Linked DNA regions of Homo sapiens: region 2 is linked to region 1. Evidence: chromatin contacts called from ENCODE Hi-C or POLR2A ChIA-PET data. All regions are on one chromosome and are shown on one strand. Each heading gives the region's core, a stretch centred on a gene start or an enhancer-like site at or near the end of the contact. The rest is flanking DNA. Distances are from core to core; before and after follow the strand shown.

What was found. A loop is a pair of places that touch in the nucleus more often than their neighbours do. ChIA-PET counts read pairs that join two places held with the same protein, here RNA polymerase II (POLR2A). Pooled maps may share reads with other maps.
Region 2: a loop to region 1 is called in a map of Right ventricle myocardium inferior, with 3 times the contacts of the local background. The contact joins the enhancer-like site here to the promoter of NARS2 in region 1. A Hi-C loop is called at or near these places in 11 of 168 maps with a recorded cell type or tissue (IMR-90, Right ventricle myocardium inferior, Right ventricle myocardium superior and 8 more) and 6 of 50 pooled maps. POLR2A ChIA-PET finds 5 or more read pairs at or near these places in 2 of 52 experiments (PC-3 and endothelial cell of umbilical vein).

The regions. Positions count from the first base shown.
Region 1 is chr11:78,572,544-78,579,467 of GRCh38, reverse strand. It overlaps NARS2 (asparaginyl-tRNA synthetase 2, mitochondrial), which reads left to right and starts at 4,604. Exons shown (of 14, transcript NM_024678.6): 1 at 4,604-5,120. The coding sequence starts at 4,980. It also overlaps the pseudogene RNU6-311P. RefSeq lists enhancers at 4,309-4,448, 5,109-5,218.
Region 2 is chr11:78,166,062-78,172,985 of GRCh38, reverse strand. All of the region lies in intron 2 of KCTD21-AS1 (KCTD21 antisense RNA 1), which reads right to left. KCTD21 (potassium channel tetramerization domain containing 21) reads left to right here. Exons shown (of 2, transcript NM_001029859.3): 2 at 1-1,737. Among named protein-coding and RNA genes, the nearest start is that of KCTD21, 19 kb to the left of the region's middle. Within about 2 kb of position 3,690, at least 22 of the 41 ENCODE cell types and tissues checked have a DNase peak (open chromatin) inside an H3K27ac peak, as active enhancers do; they include IMR-90, ascending aorta, endothelial cell of umbilical vein and 5 more, where a contact is called at or near this core.

The DNA of each region.
Region 1 (6,924 bases), core at 3,355-5,854:
AGCTGCCAAACAAAAATAATAATCAGGGGAATGCAAATTAAAACAGCAGTGGATACAACCACTTCCCCACCAATACGGCTGCTAGAGCAAGTTTGATTAAGACCAAGTATTATTCTCATTTAAACAGCATATATACTAAAATTGAAAGGTTACAGAGATTAGCGTGGCCCGTTCAAGGATGACACATATATTTATGAAGTGTTCCACATTAAAAAAAGATCAAGTGTTGACAAGAATGTAAAGCGACTGAAACTCTCATATATGGCTGGTCACACTGGTGACACTTTGGAAAAAATTTGGCCCTATTTGTTAAAGCTTAAGGTTGCATGTCTTATAGCAATTTCTCTCAACTATGAATAGCACCATGCAAGGTCCGTGGGTGTTTTGTTTTGTTTTGTTTTGTTTGAGACAGAGTCTCACTCCATCGCTCAGGCTGGAGTGCAGTGACATAATGCAACCTCCGCCTCCCAGGTTCAAGCAATTGTCCTGCCTCAGCCTCCTGAGTAGCTGGGATTACAGGCATGTGCCACCACGCCTGGTTAATTTTTTTTCGTTTTTCTTTTTTTTTTTTTTTTTTTTTTTTTTTGAGATGGAGTCTTGCTCTGTCGCCCAGGCTGGAGGGCAGTGGTTTGATCTCAGCTCATTGCAACCTCTGCCTCCCAGGTTCAAGCAATTCTCCTGCCTCAGCCTCCCCAGTAGCTGGGATTACAGGCACCTGCAACCACACCTGGCTGGTTTTTGTATTTTTAGTAGAGACGGGATTTCACCATGTTGGCCAGTCTGGTCTCGAACTCCTGACCTCAGGTGATCCACCCACTTCAGCCTCCCAAAGTTCTGGGATTACAGGCATGAGCCACCGCATCTGGCCGATGCCTGTCTAATTTTTGTATTTTTAGTAGAGATGGGGTTTCGCCATGTTGGCCAGGCTGGTCTTGAACTCCTGGCCTCAAGTGATCTGCATGCCTCGGCCTCCCAAAGTGCTGGGATTACAGGCATGAGCCACTGCGCCCAGCCAATTTTAACTTTTTGTCATAGACTTATGTATATTTTATGATAGTAAATGATAAAATAGACTAGTAACTACATGTATCTTGTGAATTCATGACCTTTTTATTAAATGCTTTGATATTTCTAGGCTACACAGGTCATTAGTAAGTTTTCTGAAATTGTCACAAATCTCCAAGAAATTTTCCAATATATTTATTGAAAAAAATTCACATACAAGTGGACCGGCACAACTGAAACCCATGTTGTTCAAGGGTCAACTATATATTCATATTAAAAACATCATTTGCACTCCTGTCTGGAAGGTGATGAATCTAAAAGGGAAGGTGTCAAGCCAACACTGAAAACAAAAATAAACAAGAAGATGATGTGATTTGATATAGCACAAGATACAGGGGATGGTTTGAACTGAGCACCAGAAGCGTAAGTTGTATAGTAAACTTTTTCTCTTGTCTTCAACATACTGGGGCAGTGGTCCCCTGCTAAGAACATAATTAACCTTTTGGCTTAAACAAGTAGTGAGAGGGTAAAGGAAGGCAGGAGCCTCACTCCCTGGGACTCAGACTCCAGTTCTTAAGCTGCACATTGTTCCCTGGAGTAGGGGAGTTGGGAGAGAAAGAAGGTGCCTTAGCCCATTTTATGTTGCTGTAAAGGAATACCTGACACTGGGCAATTTATAAAGAAAAGAGGTTTATTTAGCTCATGGTTCTACACGATGAGAAGTTCAAGGGCATGGCCCTGGCTTCTGGTGAGGGCTTTCGTGCTGCATCACAACGTGGTGAAGAAGGTCAAAGGGGAAGTGGACATGTGCAAAAAGGGGAACCCCTGAGGGGCATCCTGGCCTTATAACAACCTACTGTGGTGGAAACAAGCCCATTCTTGCAAGAACTCATGCAGTCCACGGAAACAGCACCAAGCCACTCATGAGGGATCTGCTCCCATACACCAGACCACTTCCATTAGGCCTCATCTCCCAACACCACCACATCAGGGATTAAATTTCAACATGAGTTTTTGTGGGGACAAACAAATCATATCCAAGCCATAGCAGAAGGCAAGACAGAAAAATGGCATGAGTAAGAAATGAGCCAACTGGTTACTACTTTTGATCACTTGGACAGGGTAGGCATAGGCAAAGAAAAGATTTTCACTGGGATAAACATCATTGTTATGTACCCCAGACTGTCTTGTTCCCCAGATTTTGAACGAGCGAACTTTTTTTCCCTTAAAAGTCCATAGCTGCATAATTCTGAAGGCATTGGCTGCAAGTTTCCATTTTTCCTTTCTCAAGGTTCAAGAAGTGCCCAAGTATTTTTTTCTTTTCTTTTCTTTTCTTTTTCTTTTTTTTTTTGAGACAGAGTCTCACTCAGTTGCTGAGGCTGGAGTGCAGTGACGTGATCTCAGCTTACCGCAACCTCTGCCTCCCAGGTTCAGGCAATTCTCCTGCGTCAGCCTCCCGAGTAGCTGGGACTACAGGCACATGCTGCCACATCCAGCTAATTTTTTATATTTTAGTAGAGATAGGGTTTCACCATGTTGCCCAGGCTGAGCTCAGGCAGTCTGCCCACCTTGGCCTCCCAAAGTGCTAGGATTACAGGCGTGAGCCACTGCGCCTGGCCTATATATTTTTTTTGATCGATAAGAAGTGTATTCATTTATTTGCACAGTTCTGCAGGCTGTGCAAGAAGCATCGCACCAGAATCTGCTTCCACTCAAAGTAAATAATGTCAAGGTTTGTTGTCATTCAGCCATTCAGGAAGGCAAAGGGGAGCAAACATCACATGGCAAAAGAGGAAGGAAGAGAGAGGGAGGGGGGTGCCAGGCTCTTTTCAACAATCAGCTTTGCAAAAACTAATGGACTGAGAATTCACTCCTGCAAGGGTGGCACCAAGGCCTTCATGATCCAAACACTTCTCACTAGGTTCCACCTCCAACATCAAGTATTTTCAGATGAGATATTTTCTAGCCTGTCTTAAGAATGATTTTACAATTTTTCCAGGCCATTTGCCCTCCTGGCAACCTTCCGTGTTCACCTTCTGGCAGGAAATTTTCTTACATGCCTACCTGGCAAAATATTGATCCACTTCAAAAATTCAGCTTAATTTTCTCCTTCTCTAGACTATATTATATTTTATCCAACATATTTTATATTATAAGTATATAATATATAATATATCCAATATAATTTAATTATATATTATAATTTATAATTATAATTTTATTATATTTATAATTTTAATTTATTAAAAGAACCAGGGAACACATTTATATTATATAAAATATAAAATTGTGATACATGTATATATTATAATTGTATTATATTTTATCCAATATAATATTTGGATAAAATATCAAAAATAATTTTTTGGATAAATTTAAGAGGTAGCCTAATATATAAGGGTGACTTTTCAGTCCAAACAAATGCAGACAACTCATACATCTATGTGTGCACTTACTGGTTTATATTTCAGTAGTCTCTTTTCTTGCTTGTCTCCATCTCTAAAGCATGAGCTCCTTGATGGAACAGATCACCTTGGGACACTATGTAATACAGCATACTGCTTAAGTGCATAGAGCCAGCACTTCTGGGTTTAAATCTCACACTTAGGGAATGTGTATCCTTAAGTAGGTCATCTAGCCTTTCTGTGCGTAAGTTCTCTCATTTGTAAAATGGGTATAATAATAGTAGCAACTTTAAGTAAGGTAAAAGTGAGAGAGAGAGAGTGAGAGTGAGAGGGAGCGGGAGAGAGACAGCGAGGGCGAGCGCTGGTCTTGAACTCCTGGGCTGAAGCAATCCTCCTGCTTCTGCCTCCCTAAGAGTTGGGATTACAGGCGTGAGCCACCGCACTTGGCCAAACGTTTTACTTTTTAAATTAGATTAAAAACCTTTTAATGACCGTCATTGAGTTACAGAATTTTTTTTTTAATAAAACGTAGCCTAATATATAAAAGGGTCATTGTTTCCAGGTCAAACAAATGCAGATAGCTGTGTTGGAGGGCAGAGGGAAGAGGGAGACTTGGAGGATTCTGGCAGGAAACACTCGAGTTTCCTCCAGTCTCTGCAACATCTTCCCACCGTCTTGCCTGCCATATGCAAGGTCCCTCCAGTTCCTTTTATTTACCTGTCAGAGGACTACTTTCTCCAGGAAGCCATCTCTGGCGTCCCACGCTTAGGCTCTGTCAGGCAAACTGATCGCCCTTTTATGCAACTGTCTGTTTAGCTGTCTGATACCACACAACTGTGACTTGCGCATTGGGGCTATGTCTGATTTTTCTCTGCGGAGTACTCAGGAAAGGAACGACTGATCTCTTCAAGCGAATCCTGTTAACAGCTAAGAGCCTCCTCTTACTTGGATCCCTATTGTTGACTGATGGAGACGGTTTCCCTCTCCATCAGTCACTCCTTGCCTCTCAGTTTCTCAGCCTCACCTGGAAACTTTAGAAATGAAGACCCTCAGATGTGCTCCCACGTTCTTTCAGCGATAATCTCTACAACCTTAGGGCATTAGCTCCGCCCCGTCTCGGCTCCTGACCCCGCCCCCTCCCGCACGCCTCCCTAAGCCTGGGTCACAAGTACGCATGCTCTCCCTTCTTCCCCGTAGCGTGATGACGTAAGCGGCGTTGGCGTGGTGTGGTAGGAGTGGTTGCGCGTGTTGCGGCCCGGGTTCTGTTCGTAGGTTTACAATTGTCGCGGGTAGTGGGGCGCCCCAGCTGCCAACTGCACGTGGTTTCTTTCTGGCGTTTGCCTAGTGTCCTGTCCATTCCGCCCCGTTGGGAAGTGGGAAGCGGAGAGGTTCTGTGGGGACAGAGCTGGGAGTCCTGAAGGAGAAAGCGCGCAGCCGAGGGGCTCTGGAGTGCCTTAGAGCAGAGCTGCGGCCGCGGAAGGGGAGCAGCTGAGAAAGGAGGGCCGCTGCAGGCGGGGTTCGAACCGTGGGGTCTGGGCTGCTCCCGCGGAGGGCCTGGGCGGACGCGGGATGCTGGGGGTCCGCTGCCTGCTGCGGTCCGTGCGCTTCTGTTCCTCCGCCCCCTTCCCCAAGCACAAACCTTCAGCCAAACTGAGCGTGCGGGACGCTCTCGGGGCTCAGAACGCGAGTGGGGAGCGCATTAAGATCCAGGTTGGTGAATGGGAAGGGAGTGGGTTTTTTCTTGTAGGGACTTTTATATGGCACATCCACATCTAGCTTTTCTTTTACAGTCGGGTCAGACACAACCGCCAGCAGGGAAAAGTTAGAAAGTGTAGGCGTCGCGGGTTTGCACTTTTCTGATTTCCATTACTTTTCACAAAACTGTTCCGATAACTGTAAAGCGCTGGAACTTTGCTTTCATGATTCCAGGGTATTACCTGTAAACTTGTTAATCATACCAAAAGTGTAAATGAACAAGCCCCCTTTCTCTATCTTTATCCCTTATAATGAATATCCAGGTTTATAAAGTGGTTGTCTTGACCTCCCTCCTTGAGAGCAGAAACCGTGTCTTACCTGCCTTTGTATTCACACATGGCTGACAGCAAATACTTGTTCAAACCATGCCTTTTAAACTTTTAGCGACCTCAGTGCCTATTGTGGGGGTCTGCATGTAATTTATTTTTAATGAATTCGGAGAAAGACTGGAATGTAGCAGTTTGAAAGAGCTCTGGAGTTAAGCTGCTTAGGTTTAAATCTCTGCATAGCGTTTATGCGTTCTACACCTTATTTTCCTCTTATGGAAAGAGATAATAATTGTCCCTGAGTCCTGAAAATTAAATGAGGTAATGGAAGTAAGATATTTAGAACAGTGGCTCATAGTCTACAAATGTTAGCTGCTATTGTTTCTCTTGCTGATTATATTATTTGCAGCAGCTCCACATAGAAGAGGTGCAGAATAAACAAGGTGTTTGACTGTTTCTTATTAGGTTGCTGAAGTACACTGATGTGGTTATTTATTTTTTGAGACAGGGTCTAGCTCTGTCACCCAGACTGGAGCGCAGTGATGTGATCTCAGATGACTACAACCTCCATCTCCCAGGCTCAAGCAATCCTCCTGCCTCGGCCTCCAGAGTAGCTGAAACTATAGGCATGCACCACCACACTCTATAATTTTTTAAGTTTTTTGTGAAGATGAGTCTCACTGTATTGCCCAGGCTGGTCTCAAACTCCTGGACTCAAGCAGTCCTCCTCCTTCGGCATCCCAAAATGCTGGGATTACAGGCATAAGCCTGGTAGATGTTGTTATAATAAATACTTATTTTTTGAGTAGGTTCTTGCTTTGTCACCCATGATTGTACTGACACAGTCATGGCTTGCCGTTGCAGTGATTTCTGTTGTCCTCACATATCCTTTACTTTTTAGCGGTATGACCAATCTGCTCCTCTTTGAGTTCCATATTCTTTCCATAGGTCTGTTGGTCTATTGATTGGGTATACATTAATGATACTTTGTGTGCTAGTCAAGAGAAAATTCAAAGATGAAAAGAGAACCTGCTGCCCAGGTTAGAGGATTTCAGTTTAGTCCTGTGAGGTCTGATATGGTAGCTACCAGCCACTTTTGGCTCTGAGCACTTGAACTTTGTCTGGTCCAAATTGAGATGTGCTATAAGTGTAAAATACATACCAATTTTGAAGAACCAAAAAGAATGCAAAATATCTCAATATGTTTTTATATTGATTATATGTTGATAATATTTGGGGCATAATAGGTTAAAGTGAAATATTTCATCTATTTTTATGTTTAACGTGGCCACAAAAAGAAATTTTAAATTAAACATGTGACTCACATTATGTTTCTGTTGGACAGCCCTGCTCCAATGGTTAAAACAAATAATTTTAGCAATAGGATAGTTGGTAGTAAGGTAAGTAAAGAACTATAAGAAAACAGGAAGTTACGTAACTGAGAAGGTTAAGGAAGATATCTTGCATGAGGTGATATTTCAGCCAAGTCCTGA
Region 2 (6,924 bases), core at 2,441-4,940, 410 kb after region 1:
TTTGAGGTATCATTGAAACAGGTCATTTTAAACAAATCTATTACGGATTCTCAGGGTTGGAAATAATTCGATGATTGCTTAGTCCTCCCCCACCCCTAGAACACCCCAGCACATCTGAAGATGAGCGCCTCTCCCTGGGTACCTGCAAGTGATCACCTTGGCCTGCTTGCATACCTTGGCTGATAGGAAGCGCGCCATCCCCAAGGCAGCTCCTGCTGTGGTTGGACAGTGCTGACTGTTAGACAGTTCTTCCCTATATTGAGCCAAAATCTGTCCTGCCACTTGCTGGATCTTGGTTGCAGACCTTCCCATTCACCCAGTTATATATCTTTGCTTTCAAAATAGTCACCTTGAGAGACCAGACATTTTTCTGAAAACATCATTACTCAGAATTCAGATTCCCCTCTGGGATCTGTCTTCAGAATCAAAGTTAGCTCTTTTCTATCCCCTGTAAGTCAGTCCCCTTTTGTTGTAGCTTCACCTCGTTTGTGACCCCCACTTCACCCACCTTCCCCACCATCTGTGGCTCCATATACCTTTCGACCATTTTCTGCTGGAAGAGGAAGATTCACGGCCCCTGAGGAGATCCAGAGGAAAGAGACGGTCTCCAAGGGTGCTGTGCAGCAAGGAGCCCAGGAGTGGTATGAACCGTAACAGTGCCCTTAGAGTAAATGTGCGGCCCCTAAGACCCTGCCCTCAGGAAGGCGGCCTTCCCCTGCAGTCCTGTGTCCCACCCCTGGGTCTCTGTAGGGTGCCATCCAGGGCAAGCAACCCAAGCACTGCTTCCCACCGGGTGATGAGCCATGCAGGCCTCCAAACTGCACGTCATGATTCATCCCTAAAGTGAGTTTGGCCTTGAGAGTCCCCAGGGTCCTCCCCCACTGGGCAGGGGTCCTCAAAGCCAAGGAAGCCTGGTGACACAGGCACCCATGGGAGGTGGGCCCAGAAAGGGGCTTCCCATAGATAGGCCCTGTGAGTAGGGAGCTTGTACACTGGGCCATGGGCAGCGCCAGTTCCCTTGAGCAGTAAAGGCCCTTTTCCCCCTACGGTGGGACCCAGGAGTCTCTCTGACAGCTTTTCTGCCAGGCACAGTGGCTCATGCCTGTAATCCCAACACTCTGGGAGGCCGAGGCGGGAAGATCACTTGAGGTCAGGAGTTCAAGACCAGCCTGGCCAACATGGTGAAACGTCGTCTCTGCTAAAAATACAAAAATTAGCTGGGTGTGGTGACAGGCGCCTATAACCCCAGCTATTTGGGAGGCTGAGGCAGTAGAATCGCTTGAACCCAGATAGCAGAGGTTGCAGTGAGCTGAGAGTGTGCCATTGCAGAGAGACTCCATCCCAAAAAAAGACAGCTGTCCCAGGCCAAGGGTACTTGGGAGAGCCCCTCATGGAGAACCTAGTTTAGACCAAGTAGCAGAAGCTGTGGTCATAACAAAACAATTTGAGGAAGAAATCTTACAAATCACCACTGCCCTTTCTCCTTTTCCATAAAACTGTCCATCTTTTCGGTGCTCCCTAATCCAAGCAGCTTGACTTTAGAGAAGTTGCAGAAGCAGTGAAGCCACTAACATGCTGTGTGACTTTATGCAAGTCACTCACCTCACTGAGCCACCTCCATTTCTTCATCTGTGAAATAGGCATAACAGTAATACATAACCCTACCTACCTCACAGGGCTGTTGTGAGGATCAAATGAAATAATGTAACGTGAGAATACAGTATAAATGATAAAGGATTGTTATTCTTTTGTGTCTGCTTGTAACGGGGAAAAACACTGGTCTTGAGTCACAGTGACTTGGGTTTGAATCCAGAGCTCCAAGCCTCTGTAACCTTGGACAAGTCATTGAACTTCTCTGATTTGTTTGCTCATCAGGTAACAACCCCTTCCTCCCGGGGTTATGCAACTTAAACGAGTTGGTGTCTGTGAAAATCCTGAGCTGGGCCTGGCACCCAAGAGCTCAGTGCTCTTGCAGGAGGTAGTCATGGTGGACTCTGGTGGGGGACTAGGAGTCCCAGGAGAGTGGAGTTTAACAAGCCCTTACAGAGCATTTGCTGCGTGGGCCCTGAGGATGTGAACAGCCACGAGTAAGCTAAGTTCAGCCTGGAGAAAGTTTAGAGCTTCACACAACGTGCTTTGGGAACTCAGGGAAAGGGCTCAGTTCTCAGAAGGAGCCTTGTGGATGGCCAAGGTGGGCCTCTGAGGGTAGGTCAGGCTTGACAGAATAAGCAAGAGAGTGCCGTGGGCACAGGGAACAGCAAGAGCAGAGCTGGCAACCAGGCAGGAAGGGCAAGCAAGGGAGGGTATGCGTTCACACCACAGCTGCACAAGGGGAAGGGGGGCACGCAGTGCATCTCGTTGCCTGCGTCCAGGTTAGGTGAACTCAGCCTTCTGCTTGGCAAAAGCATGAGAAAGACGGAGAACAAACGTTCAGCAGTGATGGCAGCACCATCGACAGACGGGTGAGTCTGAGTGCGAACTGTGAGCAGGGATGTGCTGCTTGTGAGCCCTTCATTGCCCTGGGTGAGACCTTGTGGTGATCTCACCTGGACCCAGTTTAGCCTTTTATCCCGCCAAGGGCTCCATCCCAGCTGAAGGAGCAACGCCGGGAACACAACACTCGTCAGCTCTCAGTTCCTGCCCTAGGTGTGGTCCCCTGCATGCAGAGGGACAGAATGGGTGCTTGAGGGAACCCTAAGCACCCACCTTGGTGTGACTCCTTCATGAGGCCCACCACCAAACAGGGACCCTGCATGCTTGAAGGCCAGCAGCAGGCACCACTCTGACCTCATGCCCTCAGCACCTCCAAAAGCCCTCCACCCTCTTAAGAAGGGCCTAGCCTCATGACCCTGGTCTGCCTTTGGGCCAGATCTCCCTGTGCAGGGGTGGCCAAGGTCCCCACTTGCCCACACCTCAGAATTTGCAGCCTAGGACGCAGCCACTCTTTTGTAAACTGCACCCTAAATCACACAGCATTTGTGTAACCACCCATTCACCCCAAACTTCCAGCTTCCTTTTACAAATTACTCTTAAAACAGTCTGACTTTGGGAGGCCGAGGTGCGCGGATCACGAGGTCAAGAGATCAAGACCATCCTAGCAAACATGGTGAAACCCCGTCTCTACTAAAAATACAAAAATTAGGCATGGTGGCACATGCCTGTAGTCCCAGCAACTTGGGAGGCTGAGATAGGAGAATAGCTTGAACCTGGGAGGCGGAGGTTGCCGTGAGCCCAGATTGCACCACTGCACTTCAGCCTGGCAACAGAGTGAGACTCCGTCTCAAAAAAACAAACAACAACAACAACAAAATAGTCATCAGGCTAGGTGTAGTCGCTCAGACCTGTAATCCCAGCATTTTGGGAGGCCAGGGTAGGCGGATCACTTTAGGTCAGGAGTTCGAGACCAGCCTGATGAACATAGTGAAACCCTGTCTCTACTAAAAATACAAAAATAAGCCAGGCATAGGGGTGCGTGCCTGTAATCCCAGCTACTCGGGAGGCTGAGGTACAAGAATTGCTTGAACCTAGGAAGCAGAGATTGCAGTGAGTCAAGATCACACCACTTCACTCCAGCCTGGGCGACAGAGCAAGAATGTCTAAAGAAAATAATCTTTAAAAAAAATCCGTCTGTCATCAGTGGGGGCTTAGCCAAGGTCAGTCCTGGGCCAATTTCTTGGCCCAAGAAATTTCAGCCTATCCCTTTCCTGAATTGCAGTCTCTCCAAACTGACTGCCTACGTCTGCCTGTGTCCCAGGGGGCTCTGGGCTGATGGGGGTGGCTGGCTGGGAAACGTGGCCTGTGATCAGCTCCAGGAGCAAAACAACCCTGATAACAGGCCCATCAAAGGGAGGGACGAGAGTCTGGCAGCTCTGTCTGCCCAGACAGCCTGGTGACCTCAGTCTCCTTCAGAACCTTCGGGACAGTGTGGCACCAACCGAGCTGTGGAAACAGTCCAGTGACACACTCGCCCCAGTCTGGGGCACAGGGACCAACGGGGGCTCACCAAGCAACCCATGGCACCCAGGACCCCACCCGACACAAGGGACAGCAAAACAAGCTTTGAGGCGGGGCTGTCTGGCTCTGAGGCGCATGAAGAAGTGCACGCTCAGCCTGCTCTATCTGACCCCTCCCCACTTGTTTTCCTAGTCCCGTTTCCTGCCAACTTCCCTGCCACTCCCACCGCCCCACCACCAAAACACAGGGCATTTCACAGCCTTTGTCAACATTTCCCGGTTAGCTGGCAGCCCCAGAGTGTTCTAGCCTATTTGCTTCCTTACGCCAAGTCCCTCTCCAAAGCCTGGGTTCCCCTTTACCAAAGAGTTGGGCAAAGGCCTTGTTGAGCCACATTTGAAATCCCTAGGGATCCTATCAGCTAAAGAGCAAAGGTTAATGTGTTATGACATGGATACCCTTCCCCAGCCCTAATTAGTTCACTTTATACATCCTATGTTGGATTTGCTTACTCTACACCTTTTCGCTTGACACCTTGTATTAAGTTGCCAAGTGCCTTCACATCCACAGTTTCCTTTCACAGAACCACAGGATACGTCTTGCCATCCCACACTTGTCTGGGCCTCCCTTTACCACTCTGTCTTCACAGCTCATCCTTCAATACTGTGTAAGCCCCGCCTCCTTAGCTCCACGCAATAAAGTCAGTCCCAGCCCCTGCTGTGCCACCCTATACCTGGTGAGCACTTTCGTCATCACACCGCACTTGTTCACAGCTAGTGCTGTACTGGTAAACAAAGCCCTGATCTGTAGTGTGGGCCAATTTCCCACTAAATACCGTCACCATCGTCAGTTTCAAAGAAATACTGCCAGCCAGGTGCAGTGGCTCACGCCTGTAATCCCAGCACTTTGGGAGGCCAAGGCAGGCGGATCACCTGAGGTCAAAAGTTCAAGACCAGCCTGACCAACATGGAGAAACCCTGTCTCTACTAAAAATACAAAAAAAAAAAAAAAAAAAAGCCGGGTGTGGTGCCACATGCCTGTAATCCCAGCTACTCGGGAGGCTGAGGCAGGAGAATCACTTGAACCTGGGAGGTGGAGGTTGCAGTGAGCCGAGATCATGCCATTGCACCCCAACCTGGGCAACAAGAGCAAAACTCCGTCTCAAAAAATAAATAAATAAAATAAAATAACTACTGTCACCATGGTCAGTTTCAAGCCACTAATGGGATGTCACCATCAAGCTGGAAGACAGGCACACAAGAGGCTCTGGAGAGCCAGGGTGAGGAACTCCAGCCCCCCACCATCTTTCTGGCTGATCCACATGCTGGTAAGGGCAGGGGCTCTGTCGTGCCATACTAGGGACTGGCCCCTAGCATCTTCTCCTGCCCCTTCATCTTGTGACACTAACCTGTGAACATAATGCTTACAGATGGAGCAGTCCTGTGATTTCCGTATTTTCCAGTGTGAACTGCTGGACTGTATAAGCACTGCTGGGCATAAAATGACCAGCAAAGTGGAGTCACTCAGATGGCATGTCACACCACTGACATGCCCATGAATGTAGATGGAAAGCTTTTGTGAGGGGGAGGCTCACTCCCCTGAGACATAGTGCTTACCACCTTCTTAGAAGACAAGCCAGGTTAGACAAACCGAGCCACCCTGCCCCCAAACCCCAGCCCCACCATTCCTGAGCAGAGAGAGGCTCTCCATGACAGCCCCATGTCCTGACCTAAGCCAAGCTAAGACAGTATAGAGAAGACAAGAGACTGGGTCACCAAGACCCCCTGGGCCTCACATGTCCAGGCATATTCCCTCTGCTGCCTTCTTGTATCCGTTAACAAGCTGACCCACGTCACATAGCAAAGGGGGACCTCTCTCCTAAGTTAGCTGACCAGGCTGAGTTTGTAACCATAAAAATAAGAAACTAACCATTTATGTCCTTGAGTGCTGTCTCCCAAGGTTGCTAAAAGCAGGCCTCTGGCATTCCTGATAAGAACCAGACCACATGCAGTTGGCTGAAGACAAGATGGACTCCAGCACTGACCTTTCACCAAGTTTTCCTTATAATAATCACATCGTAATACTAAAAATCACACCCAGGGCTGGAGATTTAACGCACTAATGAGACATATGATGCATGAGAAACACATAGTCAAACTGCGCAGGTGCTAAAAGTTCCCCATCCCTACATGCCTACATGTCACTCCTTTTTCTCGCCTCAGCTTCCTTAAAATGACAAGAGCCAAGTCCTTCCAGGAGCTAGCACCAGGATCCCTTTCCCATACAATGCTCCCGCGCAGTTGCTCCAGACGCAAGCCTATGAAACCTTGCCTGAGTAAAAGTTCTGTTTGGCCTGGTGTTAATTTCTTTCTTTTCTTTTTTTGTGAGGGGGGTGGGGGACGGAGTCTTACTCTGTCGCCCAGCTGGAGTGCACTGGCATGATCTCAATTCACTGCAACCTCCACCTCCCGGGTTCAGGCGATTCTCCTGCCTCAGCCTCCAGAGTAGCTGGGACTACAGTCACGTGCCACCATGCCCAGCTAATGTTTGCATTTTTAGTAGAGACGGGGTTTCACCATGTTGGCCAGGATGGTCTCGATCTCTTGACCTCATGATCTGCCCGCCTCGGCCTCCCAAAGTGCTGATATTACAGGCGTGAGCCACCGCACCCAGCCAGGGTTCATTTCTATTTACATGAGAGCCAAAAACTACAGGTCCAAGCTGGGATAACAAAGCCACTCCCGCTGCTTAGAGTACCCCACTGATAATAGGAGTTAAGAAGAAATCACTTAGGCAGATAGTAAGGATATGGGAGTCCTCGGTAAGGCTTTTCTTTTTAATGAAAAGCAGCCCAAAATCATTTTCTACCAAACAGCAACCTATAAAGTCAAGCTGCAGATACAGACAAACAAGCTGGGAGCTTGCATGGCTGAATGTCAGCAGGAACTAGGGACTAGGGAGGGACTAGACATG